3 separate regions of the Homo sapiens genome follow, and regions 1 and 3 are each linked to region 2. Evidence: read pairs that join two places in POLR2A ChIA-PET (ENCODE). Cell type or tissue: Panc1. All regions are shown on one strand.

Evidence for each region. ChIA-PET counts read pairs that join two places held together with the same protein. Peaks named below come from ENCODE experiments on the same cell type or tissue, not always from the same donor. Only the 100,000 strongest peaks of a DNase experiment are listed, where the experiment ranks them.
Region 1: POLR2A ChIA-PET joins it to region 2 with 8 read pairs; 2 of 35 experiments call an interaction of 5 or more read pairs at or near these places.
Region 3: POLR2A ChIA-PET joins it to region 2 with 5 read pairs; 2 of 35 experiments call an interaction of 5 or more read pairs at or near these places.

What each region holds. Positions count from the first base shown.
Region 1 is chr15:84,851,923-84,856,922 of GRCh38, forward strand. ALPK3 (alpha kinase 3) reads left to right here. Exons shown (of 14, transcript NM_020778.5): 6 at 4,470-5,000. It also overlaps the pseudogene LOC124900361. Among named protein-coding and RNA genes, the nearest start is that of SLC28A1, 30 kb to the right of the region's middle. In Panc1, no CTCF peak of the experiment used is centred here; no DNase peak of the experiment used is centred here.
Region 2 is chr15:85,355,935-85,360,934 of GRCh38, forward strand. No RefSeq gene overlaps it. Among named protein-coding and RNA genes, the nearest start is that of MIR7706, 22 kb to the right of the region's middle. In Panc1, no CTCF peak of the experiment used is centred here; a DNase peak (open chromatin) is centred at 2,177.
Region 3 is chr15:85,552,833-85,557,832 of GRCh38, forward strand. The region is part of intron 5 of AKAP13 (A-kinase anchoring protein 13); the gene reads left to right. Among named protein-coding and RNA genes, the nearest start is that of AKAP13, 170 kb to the left of the region's middle. In Panc1, no CTCF peak of the experiment used is centred here; no DNase peak of the experiment used is centred here.

The DNA of each region.
Region 1 (5,000 bases), 500 kb before region 2:
AGATAATGCCAAATTGCCGTCTGTAGAGGCTGTGCGATGCCTGTAACCCTGGCCAAGAGAGTACAGCAGTCCCCCTTATCCACAGAAGATACTTTCCCAGATCCCCAGCGGATGCCTGACACTGCAGATAGTACCAAACCCTATATATATTGTGTTTTGTCCTATACATACACACCTATTATGAAGTTTAGTTTATAAATTAGGCACCGTAAGAGATTAACAACAATAATCATAAAATAGAACAACTATAGTAATATGCCAGTATCACTACTCTTGTGCTTTGGGGCCATTTATTAAGTAAAATAATGGTTACTTGCACGCAAGCCCTGAGATACCAGGACAGTTGATCTGGTAACCAAGACAGCTACTTAATGGGTAACGGGCAACCTAGTGTATACCTGGTGGCTATGCTGCACGAAGGGCTGTTTCACATCCCAGGTGGGGTGGCATGAGATTTTATCATGCTGCTCAGAACAGTGCAAAGTTTACAATTTGTTTTTTCTTTTTACTTTGGTTAATCTTTAAAACTCTCCCATGGCAACAATCATAGATTACTATGTCATATAACACCTATGTCTTATATCTCCCCAGGAAAACATACCACCATCGAGTGCCATGGCATCCTAGAGAGAACTTCCATCTTTGCTCACAGCGTTAAGAGCTCTTGGTTTTGCAGCCTCTTTGAAATGACCTATAAAATTTATCAATTGTTTATTTCTGGAATTTTTCATTTAATATTTTCAGACCAAGATTGGCCACAGTTAACTGAAACCACGGAAAGCGAAACCGTGAATAAGAAGGGGCTACTGTGTGATTAAACTTTTTGCTCTTTGAAGCTAGGTCTTTTAGGCTTTATCCTGTCAGTGATGATAAGCCATTGAAAGGTTTTTTAAGAGGGGAGTGTTTCAGTCAGGTTTGTGTTTTGGAAAGGTCATTTGGGCTGCAGTGAGGAAAAGAGTTTAGCAGAGGCAAAGACTAGAGTCATGGATACCAATTAGGAGGCTTTACAGTAGTCCAGGCAAGACAGAATTGTTGGCAGATCCGATTAGGCAGTTGGCAGTGGAGATGAAGGAAATGGATATTGAGATAATGAAGAAGTAGTTTCAATAGAACTGAGGGATTGATCTGGCTGAGAGTGCGTTAGGAGTGAAGGTAGCTTTAATCAAGAAGTTCTAGTTCCGTGAGTCTTGTGAACAGCAACAGTCTTGTATGCACAGTCTGCACCTTCTTTGTAGATTTATAGATCTTATGTCTTTATTAACATTTTCTAATCCTAGAATATCAAAAGATAAAAAAGAGGCTCTAATATATTACTAATTGCTGTTTCTTGGCACCAAGGCAGTTTTGTCTGTTAATATCCGGTTGTCAGAGAAGTTGGAAGAGCATTTTTATTAAGATTCTTCAGTTAGGCCGGGTGCAGTGACTCATGCCTATAATTCCAGCACTTCTGGAGGCCGAGGTGGGTAGATCATTTGAGGCCAGGAGTTCAAGACCAGCCTGGCCAACATAGTGAAACCCCATCTCTACTAAAAAATACAAAAATTAGCTGGGCGTGGTGGCACATGCCTGTAATCCCAGCTACTCGGGAGGCTAAGGCAGGAGAATTGCTTGAACCTGAGAGGTAGAGGTTCCAGTCAGCCAAGATCATGCCAGTGCGCTCCAGCCTGGGTGACAGAGCGAGACTCCGTCTCAAAAGAAAAAAAAAAGATTCTTCAGTCAGCCTGTAGTCCCAGCTATTTGGGAGGCTGAGGTGGGAGGATCACTTGAGCCCAATAGGTTGAGGCTATGATCTTGCCTATAAATAGCCACTGCATGCCAGTCTGGGCAAGATGGCAAGAACCTGTCTCAAAAAAAAAAAAAATCCTTCAGTCAGACTTATTCCTGATATTCGCCAAACTCTAATGTTTCCCACATCGATAACATTCATTCAAAATTCTGAATTTAGGCTGGGTGCAGTAGCTCACACCTATAATCCTAGCTCTTTAGGAGGCTGAGGTGGGAGCATTGCTTGAGGCCAGGAGTTTGAGACTACCCTGGCCAACATGGCAAGACCCCATCTCTAATTTTAAAATATAAAATAAATTTAAAAATTTAAAATTTGAAAAACAGAAAATTCCTAATTTAGTAAAGTAACTTTAAATTCTACACTTAATTTACATATATTTTAATTATGTATATTTAAAAGTCTTTCATTTTGTGATCTTATTCCTTTGATTTTGTGTGTGGTTCTGATATTTAAAAATATTTATATGTTATAATTTCAGTTTTATATAATACCATTAATTATTTCATCTGTTCACTCAGTTTCTACTAATTTTTAATGATGAAAAATGATACAGTGTTTTCACTTCTTCTCTGCATTTTCTTCATTCATCTTTTTTTGAGCCAGAGTTTCACTCTTGTTGCCCAAGCTGGAGTCCACTGGCACGATCTTGGCTCACTGCAACCTCCGCCCCCGGGTTCAAGCGATTCTCTTGCCTCAGCCTCAGAGTAGCTAAGATTACAGATGCGCACCACCACGCCTGGCTAATTTTTTGTATTTTTAGTAGAAATGGGGTTTTACTATGTTAGCCAGAGTGGTCTCAAACTCCTGACCTCAGATGATCTGCCTGCCTCGGCCTCCCAAAGTGCTGAGATTACAGGTTTGAGCCACTGTGCCTGGCCTTCATTCATTTTCTATCTCATATTGGCCTAAAGTTTGATTTCTAAGTGATTATCTTTATTTAGGTAAATATCCTCTATTTCTGTTACTTGGTTTTTCAGCTTTGAGTAATGTCTTTGGTGCCTGGCTCTTACAGGTGACACAGTCAAGGAAGTTTCTTCCCCTTTCCACTTTCGTGCTGGCTGTGTTGTTTCTGTATCGTCAGGGCATAGAACATTGACATTCTGATTTGCCATTCTAAACCCCACTTGATTTTAGTCTTGCTTCTACAGTTATATGTTAATATGCATTAATATATATGTTAATGTAAGTGAAATATGTTCAGTGCTTACCGTCAGCTCTTTTGCTGTTGTTTTCTCAATCATCTTTTGGTTGACTACATTTGTTCCCTGGTGATTTCCTCAAGCAGGGCTTGTGGGAACAATATTCCTTTAGTCTTTGTATGCTAAAACACAATGTTCTCGGCTTAGCAATTTTCCGGAGGTTTCTTCAGGAGTGTAGCTGCCAGCGTTTTCTGAGATCTGCCTCCATTCCATCTCCTCTCCTTGTCTGCTCTGCTCATCTGCCGTGTCTTCGGCCAGTTTCCACCCAGGCCTCCATGACCCTGCAGCTCTTGTTGCACGTGGACTTACGGGTTTATAACCTTGGGGTGACCTTTGTCTACAGTAGCCGTGATTTTGCCGGCGTCTTGAGACCTGCTGAACAGCTCCACTCTCCTCCCGCTGAGCTGTGGCCCTGTTTATTTCCCCATATCACTTTGCTCCTCCTCAGCTTCCCAGTGTCTGCATCTGTTGGCTTTTGGCAGCTGTTATCCTTTTGTTTGTTTTTTGAGACTGTAGGTTTTATTTGCCTCCAGTTTCACTAACAAAGGAGTTTGCTTTGTTTATTTCATGTTTACTTTGTTGGTTTTGATGATATCTTGGAGGAAAAAAGGGAAATCACTGTTGTACGCCACCATGTTTGACAGGAAGTCCTTTAAAAGTAGGTGGCGTTATGGTATAACAACAAAGAGCATGGGATTTGGAGTGAGATACACCCGGCTGCGAATCTGAACTCTGCCACTTACTGACTACCTGACGGTGGACAGATCACATGCCTTCTTGTCATTGTTATCTCTAGAATGGGGCTGATTCTCCTAAGTATTCATACTGTATGAGGAGTAAGTGGGGTAATATCATATACAGGGGCCTAGCATAGTGCTTTGCAAGTAGATGTTCAAAAGGGTAACATTATAATGTTTCATTAATTTCCTGGCATAGATGCCATTCAGAATTACTTTAATCCTCTCTGCTTGGATGGCATCCATTATTATCACTCACTCAATGTTACTGGTGGATGCTGTCACTGAGGCCATTATTGGGACACCCTTTGGCACTCTCTCACTTCACCCATAATTCTATCCAAGGCAATTAGTGCCACAGGAGAAGGACTGCTCTGGGAGCCCTGGGGAGAGGACAGTCTCCTTCATATGGTAGGGGTGAGGGGTGGAATAACCCATGAGCAAGGTCTTTCAGGAAAGGCAGGATTTCTTCAGGAAGAGGTGGAAAGGGCCAGAGCTGGGTCTGGGTGCTAGATATTCCCCAGTCCAGATTCTGAGATCAGAGATTAGGGTGAGTGGGCATGGATGGGGCTTTGGGCATTTGTCACATGTCTTTGCCTCCCAACTTCCAGCAGGCCTGAGAAACCAGGAGGCAAGATTCCCATCAGAGCAGTTGTAGATGAGGTCCGAGGAGACTGGGATGCCAGACTGGAAAGAGATCTGAATGTCCATGTAGTTAAATCCTTGCTTTTGTCCCTCTGTTTTCAGGTCCTGGAATGCCAGACAACCACGGCTCCTACCATGTCGGCCAGCAGCAGCTCTGATGTAGCCTCCATTGGGGTTAGCACTTCCGGAAGTCAAGGTATCATTGAACCCATGGATATGGAAACCCAGGAGGATGGGAGAACATCTGCTAACCAGAGAACTGGAAGCAAGAAGAATGTGCAGGCAGATGGGAAGATACAAGTGGATGGAAGGACCAGGGGAGATGGAACACAGACAGCCCAGAGGACACGTGCAGATAGGAAGACGCAGGTGGATGCTGGGACACAAGAAAGCAAGAGGCCACAGTCAGACAGGAGTGCACAGAAGGGCATGATGACACAGGGAAGGGCAGAGACACAGCTAGAAACAACACAGGCAGGTGAGAAGATACAGGAAGACAGGAAGGCCCAGGCAGATAAGGGCACACAGGAAGACAGAAGGATGCAGGGAGAGAAGGGGATGCAGGGAGAGAAGGGGACGCAGTCAGAGGGGAGCGCGCCCACAGCCATGGAAGGTCAGTCTGAGCAAGAGGTG
Region 2 (5,000 bases):
ACCATCCTGGCTAACACGGAGAAACCCCGTCTCTACTAAAAATACAAAAACTTAGGCAGGCGTGGTGGTGGGTGCCTGTAGTCCCAGCTGCTCAGGAGGCTGAGGCAGAAGAGTGGTGTGAACCCGGGAGGCGGAGCTTGCAGTGAGCCGAGATTGTGCCACTGCACTCCAGCCTGGGCGACAGAGTGAGACTCCGTCTCAAAAAAAAAAAAAAAAAAATTTTTCCTCCTAACACATGTATGTGATAAGTACAGACAAGGAAGCGATTATATCCATTTCACAGATGAGAAAGTGAGACAGACAGTAGTGGAGCTCAGATCTGAACAAGGTAGTATTACTCCAAAGTCTATGCCAAACTACACTTCAACTGCATACATTTCAGTTTGTCTCTCCACATGTGAGATGATTCTTTACTGAGCACTTTAATTTGTGCTAGACACTTTCCATCTGTGATCTCCTCTGTTCCTCATGGCAACCCAAAAGATAGACACAGATAAGAGAACCAAGTCACAGTGATTTATGCAACTTCTACAAGATTATTCCGTTAGTAAATGGGGAGTTGCCAGCCACTAAGGGAGCTCTTTATCTCCAGTTCCTACTGCTTCCCCAAATACCTGACTTCTGTTTATTGCTTGATCCTCTCCTATACTGACTGTTTTGGGTATTCTCACAGCCAGAGTCAGTCCCTGAGACCCAACCACCATTGTACTTAGACATACCCAAGTCTCCACTCAAAGGGAGCATAGAACATTCTGCCACAATTTCAGAGGAATGAAATTTAAACTTTCAGTCTATTCTGCGAGGCTACATTCTCACTGTTTCAAAGGATCCCTTAATAAAAATAGCTATAACAATAATATTTGCAAGTTATTAATGCTTTTTAATGTGCCAGACACCTTATATAGAATATTTCTAACCATCATGACACCCTAAATGTAAATATTATTGCTGTTTTACAGATTGGGAAACAGAGGTTCAAAGAGGTTTAAATAACTTGCCCATGATCATACCATTATTCAGATATTGGCCGGGCGCGGTGGCTCACGGCTGTAATCCCAGCATATTGGGAGGCCCAGGCAGGCAGATCATGAGGTCAGGAGATCGAGACCATCCTGGCTAACGCGGTGAAACCCCGTCTCTGCTAAAAAAATACAAAAAATTAGCTGGGCATGGTGGCGAGAGCCTGTAGTCCCAGCTACTCGGGAGGCTGAGGCAGGAGAATGGCTTGAACCCAGGAGGTGGAGCTTGCAGTGAGCTGAGATTGCACCACTGCGCTCCTGGGCGACAGTGGGAGACTCCGTCTCAAAAATAAATAAATAAATAAAAATAAAAATAAAAATAAAAATAGCTATAACAATGATATTTTCAAGTTATTAATGCTTTTTAATGTACCAGACAATTTATACAGAATATTTCTAACCATCATGACAACCCTAAAAGTAAATATTATTGCTGTTTTACAGATTGGGAAACAGAGTTTCAAAGAGGTTTAAATAACTTGCCTATGATCATACAATTATTCAGATATGCTAACCCCAAAATCTATCCTCTCTCTTTTTCTTTTTTTGAGACAGAGTCTCGCTCTGTCACCCAGGCTGGAGAGCATGATCTCTGCTCACTGTAACCTCGACCTCCTGGGTTCAAGTGATTCTCCTGCCTCTGCCTCCTGAGTAGCTGGGATTACAGGCAGGCAGCACCACGCCTGGCTAATTTTTGTATTTTTAGTAGAGATGGGGTTTCACCATGTTGGCCAGGCTGGCCTCGAACTCCTGACCTCAGGTGATCCGCCCACTTTGGCCTCCCAAAGTGCTAGGATTACAAGCATTAGCCACTGTGCCCGGCTGTACTTTTTCTACTGCACTTGGCTTCTTCTCATGTGAGCAAGATTCAGGACAAGTCTTTCCAAGGGCTTGGAGAAAATATAGAAGGTGGAAGAGAATAGGTTTCAGCTTGGGTCAGTGGGATATTTCTTTTTTTTTTACTTCCTTTTTCTCTACTTCCTATCATCCCTTCTTTTCTTCCTTTTTTCAGTTAATAAAAAATGACACAATTAATAACAAAGCTAGCAGAAGCCCTAGACTTGGCTCCTTGCCATATTTAAAAACCAAGTTCCACCCATATACAATTATGACTGCTGACAATAAAGTCCCAACCCAGAATGAATCAGCACAGAGAAAAATCAAAAGAGGGCAGGGCTGGGGCTTGGTACTCAGAGTTAGCCCCAAAGTTATGAGTCAGAGACTTCTCAGAATAACCTCCCTGCCAAATTAATCCCAGGCCAGGGCTTGCCAAGGTGCAGCTGGTTTCACAAATTCCAGTGGACTAAAGTGGACTTCCCTGGGGGAAAAGGGCAGTGCTAATGTGCCAGAGAGAGACAGACTGGATAGGTGAGTGGTATTATGGTCATTGACCAAACTACCAAACTTCATTCTACTCTAGCAGAAACAATCCTAAGGCCACATAGATGGAAATGCACCTGTTCAATTCTGCTCATCACTGTATTCAAGAACTCAGGAAAGATGTGTATAATGCATCCAAAATGAAGGGACATATTTATTTATATTGTTAAATAATATCTGCAACATGAACTAGCCAAAAATAAAATATCGATGCAATTAGTGCATGCTGTACTAAAAACAATGATATCGGTTTGTAGAGGCTTAAACCAAATAGAAAAGTCTTGTCAAAAGTGTCTCCTTGGTCCAGGTTTGCTCCATCTTCTCTAGGTCAACCTCTTTCTCTGAATCTGAACTTCATGAGTAAATACTGTAGTCGGGGAGGGTCAGGATCACCTTGTACTGCAAACCCAGACAGACCTAGGCTCCTGTAGGTCTCAATAATCTGCATTTATTTCTTTCAAAAGACAAACCAGAAATGTTCCCCTCACCCAGATCCTCCTAGAGAAAGAAAAAGAAGTTGTGCATTCATGCTATATGAAAAGAGAACAGGAATTTAGAATCATAAAGACCTGGAAAAAGGCCGAGCGTGGTGGCTCACACCTGTAATTCCAGCACTTTGGGAGGCCGAGGCGGGTGGATCACTTGAGGTCAGAAGTTCAAGACTAGCTAGGCCAACATGGTGAAACCCTGTCTGTACTAAAAATACAAAAAAATTAGCTGGGCCTGGTGGTGGGTGCCTGTAATCCCAGCTACTTGAGAGACTGAGGCAGAAAAGTTGCTTGAACCCAGGAGGCAAAAGTTGCGGTGAGCTGAGATCACACCACTGCACTCCAGCCTGGGAGACAGAGCAAGACTTTGTCTCAAAAAAAAAAAAAAAGACCTGGAAATGAACTGAGCATGATGGCTCATACCTGTAATCTCAGCATTTTGGGAAGCCAAGGCAGGAGGATCACTTGAAGCCAGGAGTTCAAGACTAGCATGGAAAGTATAGTTGAGACCCCAACTCTACAAAAAAAAAAAAAAAAAAAATAGAATAAAATTAGCTAGGCATGATTGCATTCCTGTGGTCCCAACTATTGGGGAGACTGAGGTGGGAGGATTGCTTGAGCCCAGGAGATCAAGGCTGCAGTGAGCCATGATTGCACTATTGCATTCCAGCCTGGGGGCAGAGTGAGACTGTCTTGAAAAAAAAAAAAATCTGGAAATGAGTTCCCCAACTCTAAGACTTCCCTGCTGCTTGGGCTTTGAACAGCGTATTCATCTATAAGATGGAGAAAACAAGACTTACACTTAACTGTTGTTAGGAAGATTAAATGAGAAAATACATACTAAAGTGCACAAGCCAGTGTTTGACTCATGGTTAATTGTATCTTGGTCGCCCAATCTCCTGGGCGGACCTGAACTTCTTTCTGTATTTGAAAGTCCTTTTGAGAGGTCTAGAGTCATCTATTCTTTCTAACATAGGATTCATTGATCAGAAATTCACAGAAGGGCGTCCTGAGACACTGTGTATTCCAGAAACGGAAATGGGCAATTCAATTATTCTTTTATTCAATAAAAATGATTAAGTACTTATTCTGTGTTAGGGACTGAACCAGGAGCTAGAGATAGATAAATGAGGTGTGGGTCTCATTTAGAGTGGAACACAGACAAATAAGACTGTTGTGAGGTATATGAAGGCAAAAACAGGGTGCTGAACACATCTCAGGAAGAGCGTCCAGATAGAATTCTCAGGAACTGTGTGAGGGGTGTGTGTGTTGCTGTTTGGAAGTAAGGCCTGGTGGGAAGTGGGGCAGATGGGAGCCAGAAAGGGCAAGCAGGAGTAGACCGGTAAAGGAGGGTGAGGATCACTCTGCCAGCAGAGACAACAGCATATGCGCAGGCTCATGATGGGAAATCGCCTTTGGTTCTGACAGGCAGGCCATAGGGATTGTACTGCGGAAGACAGGGCTGAAACAGAGGCTGGAGAGTTGGACAGGGGTCAGATCACAAAGGGTCTGGGTGGCTAAGCTATGTGATTTGGGTTTAAACATGACATATATGGAGAATCTTTGAAGGATTCCAAGCAGCAGGGTAACATGATCAGATTTGCTTTTTTTTTTTTTTTTAAGACGGAGTCTCGCTCTGTCGCCCACGTTGGAGTGCAGTGGAGCAATCTCGGCTCACTGCAACCTCCGCCTCCCAGGTTCAAGCATTTCTCCCACCTCAGCCTCCTGAGTAGCTGAGACTACAGGCACCCACCACCATGCCTGGCTAATTTTTTGTATTTTAGTAGAGACGGGAACTCCTAGCTCAGGCCATCCACCCACCTCGGCCTCCCAAAGTGCAAGGATTACAGGCATGAGCCACCGTGCCCGGCCCAGATTTGCTTTTCTAATTTTATTTATTTATTTGCTTAGAGACAGGGTCTTGCTCTGTTGCCCAGGTAGAGTGCAGTGGCATGATCATAGCTCACTGCAGCCTTGAACTCTTGGGTTCAAGCAATTCTCCCACCTCAGCCTCCTGAGTAGCTAGGACTACAGGCATGTGCCACCATGCCCCGCTAATTTTTTTAATTTTTTGTAGAGATGGGGATCTCACAATGTTGCCTAGGCTGGTCTC
Region 3 (5,000 bases), 200 kb after region 2:
ATTTATCATAGTTTTTATACATGATTTTGGCCATTTTTTCTTACAAAATTTGGAGATGGCAATGTTGACATTCTGCTCTTAATTTTATTCTTATGTGAATGATTTTCAAATTGAACTTACCCTAGAAAGACACATGGCCTAAATGGAATATCTACAATTTAAAAAATTGTTTTATTTAATGTTTAGTGTTCTGAACACTAGTTAATAAAAAGTTAAATCTAGAGTTTTAATATAATCTAACATCTGTAATTCTTTTTTTTTTTTTTTTTTGGAGACGGAGTTTCGCTCTTTTTGCCCAATTTGGAGTGCAATGGCGCGATCTCAGCTCACTGCAACCTCCACCTCCCAGATGCAAACAATTCTCCTGCCTTGGCCTCCTGAGTAGCTGGGATTACGGGCACTCGCCACCATGCCCAGCCAATTTTTTGTAGTTTTAGTAGAAACAGGGTTTCACCATATTAACCAGGCTGGTCTTGAACTCCTGACCTCAGGTGATCCGCCTGCCTCGGCCTCCCAAAGTGCTGGGATTACAGGCATGAGCCACCGTGCCTGGCCTAACATCTGTAATTCTTATACCATTTAAATTTTAATAAATATTTGTTGGCTTAATAAAGATAAAATGTTCTTCCTAAGGTTATCTAGCCGGTGCACTATCTCTTAATATTCATTTTAACTGTCAAACTATTTATCCATTTGAAAACTCTTTAGTTGTTTTTGCATATGACATTAACAGTTTCTATAGTCACTGATTATTGTACCATTTTATTCTTATAGTACATATTTTATGCTTTAACTGGCCAATAGAATTTCTGCATAAAAAGCACATAAGGAGATTTGTACTTTAAATCAGGGGTCCCCACCGCCTAGGCTACAGACTGGTACTGGTCCATGGACTGTTAGGACCCAGGTTGCACAGCAAGAGGTGAGTGTCAGGCGGGCGAGCGAGCATTACCACCTGAGCTTGCCTACTGTCCAGTCAGTGGTGACATTAGATTCTCATAGGAGTGGAAACCGTATCGTGAACTGCATATGTGAGGGATCTAGGTTGCATGCTTCTTATGAGAATCTAATGCCTGATGATCTGAGGTGGAACAGTTTCATCCCAGAACCATTCCATACCCCGCCCCCTCATCTGTGGAAAAATTGCCTTCCGTGAAACTGGTCCTTGGTGCGAAAAATGCTGGGGACCGCTGGTTTAGATTATGTAGAGAATGCTTACATAGTACTCTTTATTTTAATAGTATTTCTTGTATTGGTGGTGCTGCCTCACTGATAGTGATGGTAGCCCTGTAATCACTTAATCCTTGTTCAGCAGGCATCCATCTCTTTGGCCTTAAAAATGGCAAAGCTGAACTTGGTGTGTCCCTATTGTTTAACATCTCTTATAGGCCTCAGTTTCTTCATCTACAAAATAGGGAAAAATAATATGTACCTCATAGATCTGTTAGGATTAAACAAGAACATGTTTATAAAGTTCTTAGGAGCTTAGATATCTCTTTATTTGGAGAGCTAGGAAGGACAATTCATTGGAAATATTTCAGGTGCGTATGAATATGATATCTCTTTTAACCACCATTCAGTTTCTGACTTACTGTTTCCTAGTCAGCCTCACCCCACAATTGTAACTATCTCTTAACCTAGTGGGGAAACCAAGCCCCATTTTCCTTACAGAATTTTGGAGGGTAAATTGTGGTAGGTGTTGTAGGGGTAGTTGCTTGACACTTACCCCACAAGCAGGCTTCCCTTACTTTTTTTTCTTTTTTTTTTAAGTCTAATACTCAGAAGTTGCCTTCTTTTTTGGTTCATTAGAATTATACCAGCCCTCTAGCATACCACACAGTCACAATATATCAATCGTTTCGGGTGTCCAGACAGCTAACATTTTGAATTCACATTCATTTAATCCTCATGACAGATTTAGTATTTTCACTTTACAGATGAGGAAATTGAAGCGCAGAGAAATTTAAGTAGTCCAAGATCACAAAGATGGTAAGGTGAGAGTAAGGAATCAAACCAACTCTGTCTGACTTTCCAGCTTATGCTCTAACAATTACCTTATAAAACTTTTTTTGTTTAAAAGCACAAAATTTAGAGCAAATTACTCATAGACAGTAGTTGCTTCAAGGATGTGCCTTCTTTTTCTTTGCACTCTCCTTATGCTAATTATTAAGGCGAGAGTGGCAGTTCTATGTTCCCTCCCCCCCAAAAAAAGGAAGGAAAAGAGGAAAACTAAGTTTCAGTGCTAAAATATCTTGTGGCCCTGGGTATGCAGGATTGCATATCTGACCATAACTAGCCTAGCAGCGAGTTCCCTACGGATAGCTAAAATACATCATTTTGAGGTGGATTAGCTACCCCCCACCCCCTACCCCTTTCTGGCATTTAGCTTCTCCAGCTCCATTTGAGTAGAGTTGTGGTTGGGTTTGTAGAACTCATTAAGGTTGGACACTATTATGGTGATGTGGTTTTGAGAAGATATTGCAATAGCCCTCAGAAAAGGAACTAGATGCTGCAGTTCCTTGTCAGAAGTAAACTTGGAGCGAAACACGCCTTTAGGAGGGGTAACCAGGCTGCTTTCCTCTATTTTTAAAGCTGTAGTATGAAGCCAAAACTAAAAGAGGATGGGCTTGCGATATTCGGGGTGCTTGGGCAGCCATGTGTGAGTATCAGCTTCCAGACCAATGCTTTGTTAATCTTCATTGTTTATTCTCTGACATTTTCTCTGGCTTTTTGCTGTAACTCAACCTGAAGCATCATTGAACTTCCCTGAAGGACTTGTGTTGTTAGGATCAGAAAAGTGTTCTTCTCTGCAGTTAAGTTAATTTGACTGGGTTTTCTATGTATGTTAGCATAAAACCCCATTGTTTTCTTGCGCATGCTAGGCAAGGTAAGAAGGCAGAGACTGATTGGTTGTTGATTATTGCATGGCAGGTAGAATGCTAGAAAATTAGTTGAAACTCATCCTGGGCTTATTGAATTTTGTTGTATCATATACATAAACTGTGGACACTTGGTTTGGATGCTGTAACCTTATCTCTGAGAAATGGCTTCTAATTTGTGTTATTTTGCATTTGAAAAACTTGCTATGGATTTTATAAAACTTATAACAAAAACCCTAATATACTTTATTAGCTTCTGATAAATATTACATCAGACATCCAGTTAGTATAATTTGAATGTGGTTTGAAACTTTTTTAGAGGTAGGTTTCGTTGTGGGTAGTGGAAGGAGGCACATAAGTTTTAGAGTTAGCTCTGAGTACAGATTGTGGCCGTTTCACTTACAGCTGTGAATTCTTGGGGAAATTATTCATTAAGTCTCAGTTTCCACACATGCAACATGGAAATACACTGATACCTGCCTCAGAGTTTTTGTGAGGATTAAAAGTAAATAATAAACCAACAACATAGTCATTTTATTATCGCTATCAAATATGTACCGTACATAATTTTATGTGCTATACTTTTATATGACTGGCAGCACAGTAGGTTTGCTTTCACCAGTATCACTGCAGATATGCAGTGCATTACAACATTATGACAGCCGTAACATCATTGAGTGATAGGAATTTTCCAGCTGCATTATAATCTTACTGGACCATCATTCCATATATGGTCTATCATAGACTGAAACATGGCTAAGTGGCACATGACTGTAGTAAATATTGTTAGCATCCTTCTTTTGTTTTGTCATTTTTGCCTTCCTCCCCCTAGTGTTTTCTCACCCCTCCAAGAATAAAATCCTAGTTCCTACCAGGACTCACAAAGCTCTGTGAAATCTGAACCTGGTGCAACTCTTGAGACTTCATTTCATAACATTTTTCTCATTCCCATAGCTCTGTCTGCACAGCTACACTGGCTGTAACCTCCCTGGCCAGCTCATTGCCACCTCAGGATCTTTGTACTTGCTGTACACATTGCCTGATGTTCTTGTTCCCTAACTCTGCATGCTGGCTCTTTCATACCACTCAGGTCAGTTGTTAGGTCACCTCCTCAGAAAGCTCTTCAGAAGAAGCCGCCATTTCCAGTCGAAGACATTTTCTACCATAAGCACCTGTTTTATTTTCCTTAAGTGAAGATTTGGATTTGCGTTTTAGAATACATACAGAGTAAATAAAAATTCTCTACACAATTTTGCTGTAAACGTCTTCTGGGATTTTTGTGTATACACTTCCTTTTAGAGAATATGTGCATTTGAAGTGGTTTTGTTGTTTAAGGTGTGAGTGTTCAGTCGAATACCTCTTAGTGCCATTTTAAAATGTGATCTAAAGAAACATTTTGCTTTTATCTTTTCTTTCTGCTCATTAATCCACATAAATTACTACACTAAATTGATTTAGAATAAACAGATTGCTTGGAATTAATTTTAAAATTTATTTTTTAGCCCTCATTTCAGCCCTTAGCTCTGTGAAGCCTTGGTTGATTTGCCTAAACGCTATCTATCTGCAGAACCTTGGCCTTGTTACTTGGAAGATTAAATAAGATATTTATGATGAAAATGCTCTGAAAAACTGAATACAGCTTTTTACAATCGTTTTATATTTATTATGTACTGTGATTTGTTCCTGATATTTCACATTTGATTCAGGGAAATCATTTCAACAAATTATAGAGCTTCTTTTGTTGTCGTTTTTGTTAGGTGTGGTTTTTTTTGTGTTTTGTTGTTTGTTTTGAGATAAGGTCTCATTCTGTTGCCCAGGTTGGAGTGCAGTGGCCCAGTCATGGCTCACTGTAGCCTCGACATCCTACCTCAACTTCCGCAGTAGCTGAGACTACAGGCACGCACCACCACTAACTAACGCACCTGGCTAACTTTTGAAAATTTTGTGTAGAGATGAGGTCTTGTATGTTGCCCAGGCTGATCTCAAACTCCTGGACTCAAGTGATTTGCCTGCCTCAGCCTCCTAAAATGCTGGATTACAGGCATGAGCCCCCATGCCCACACGACAGAACCTCTTTAGAACATGACTGTTAAAGCTGATATTTGGATACTTTTGATTTTA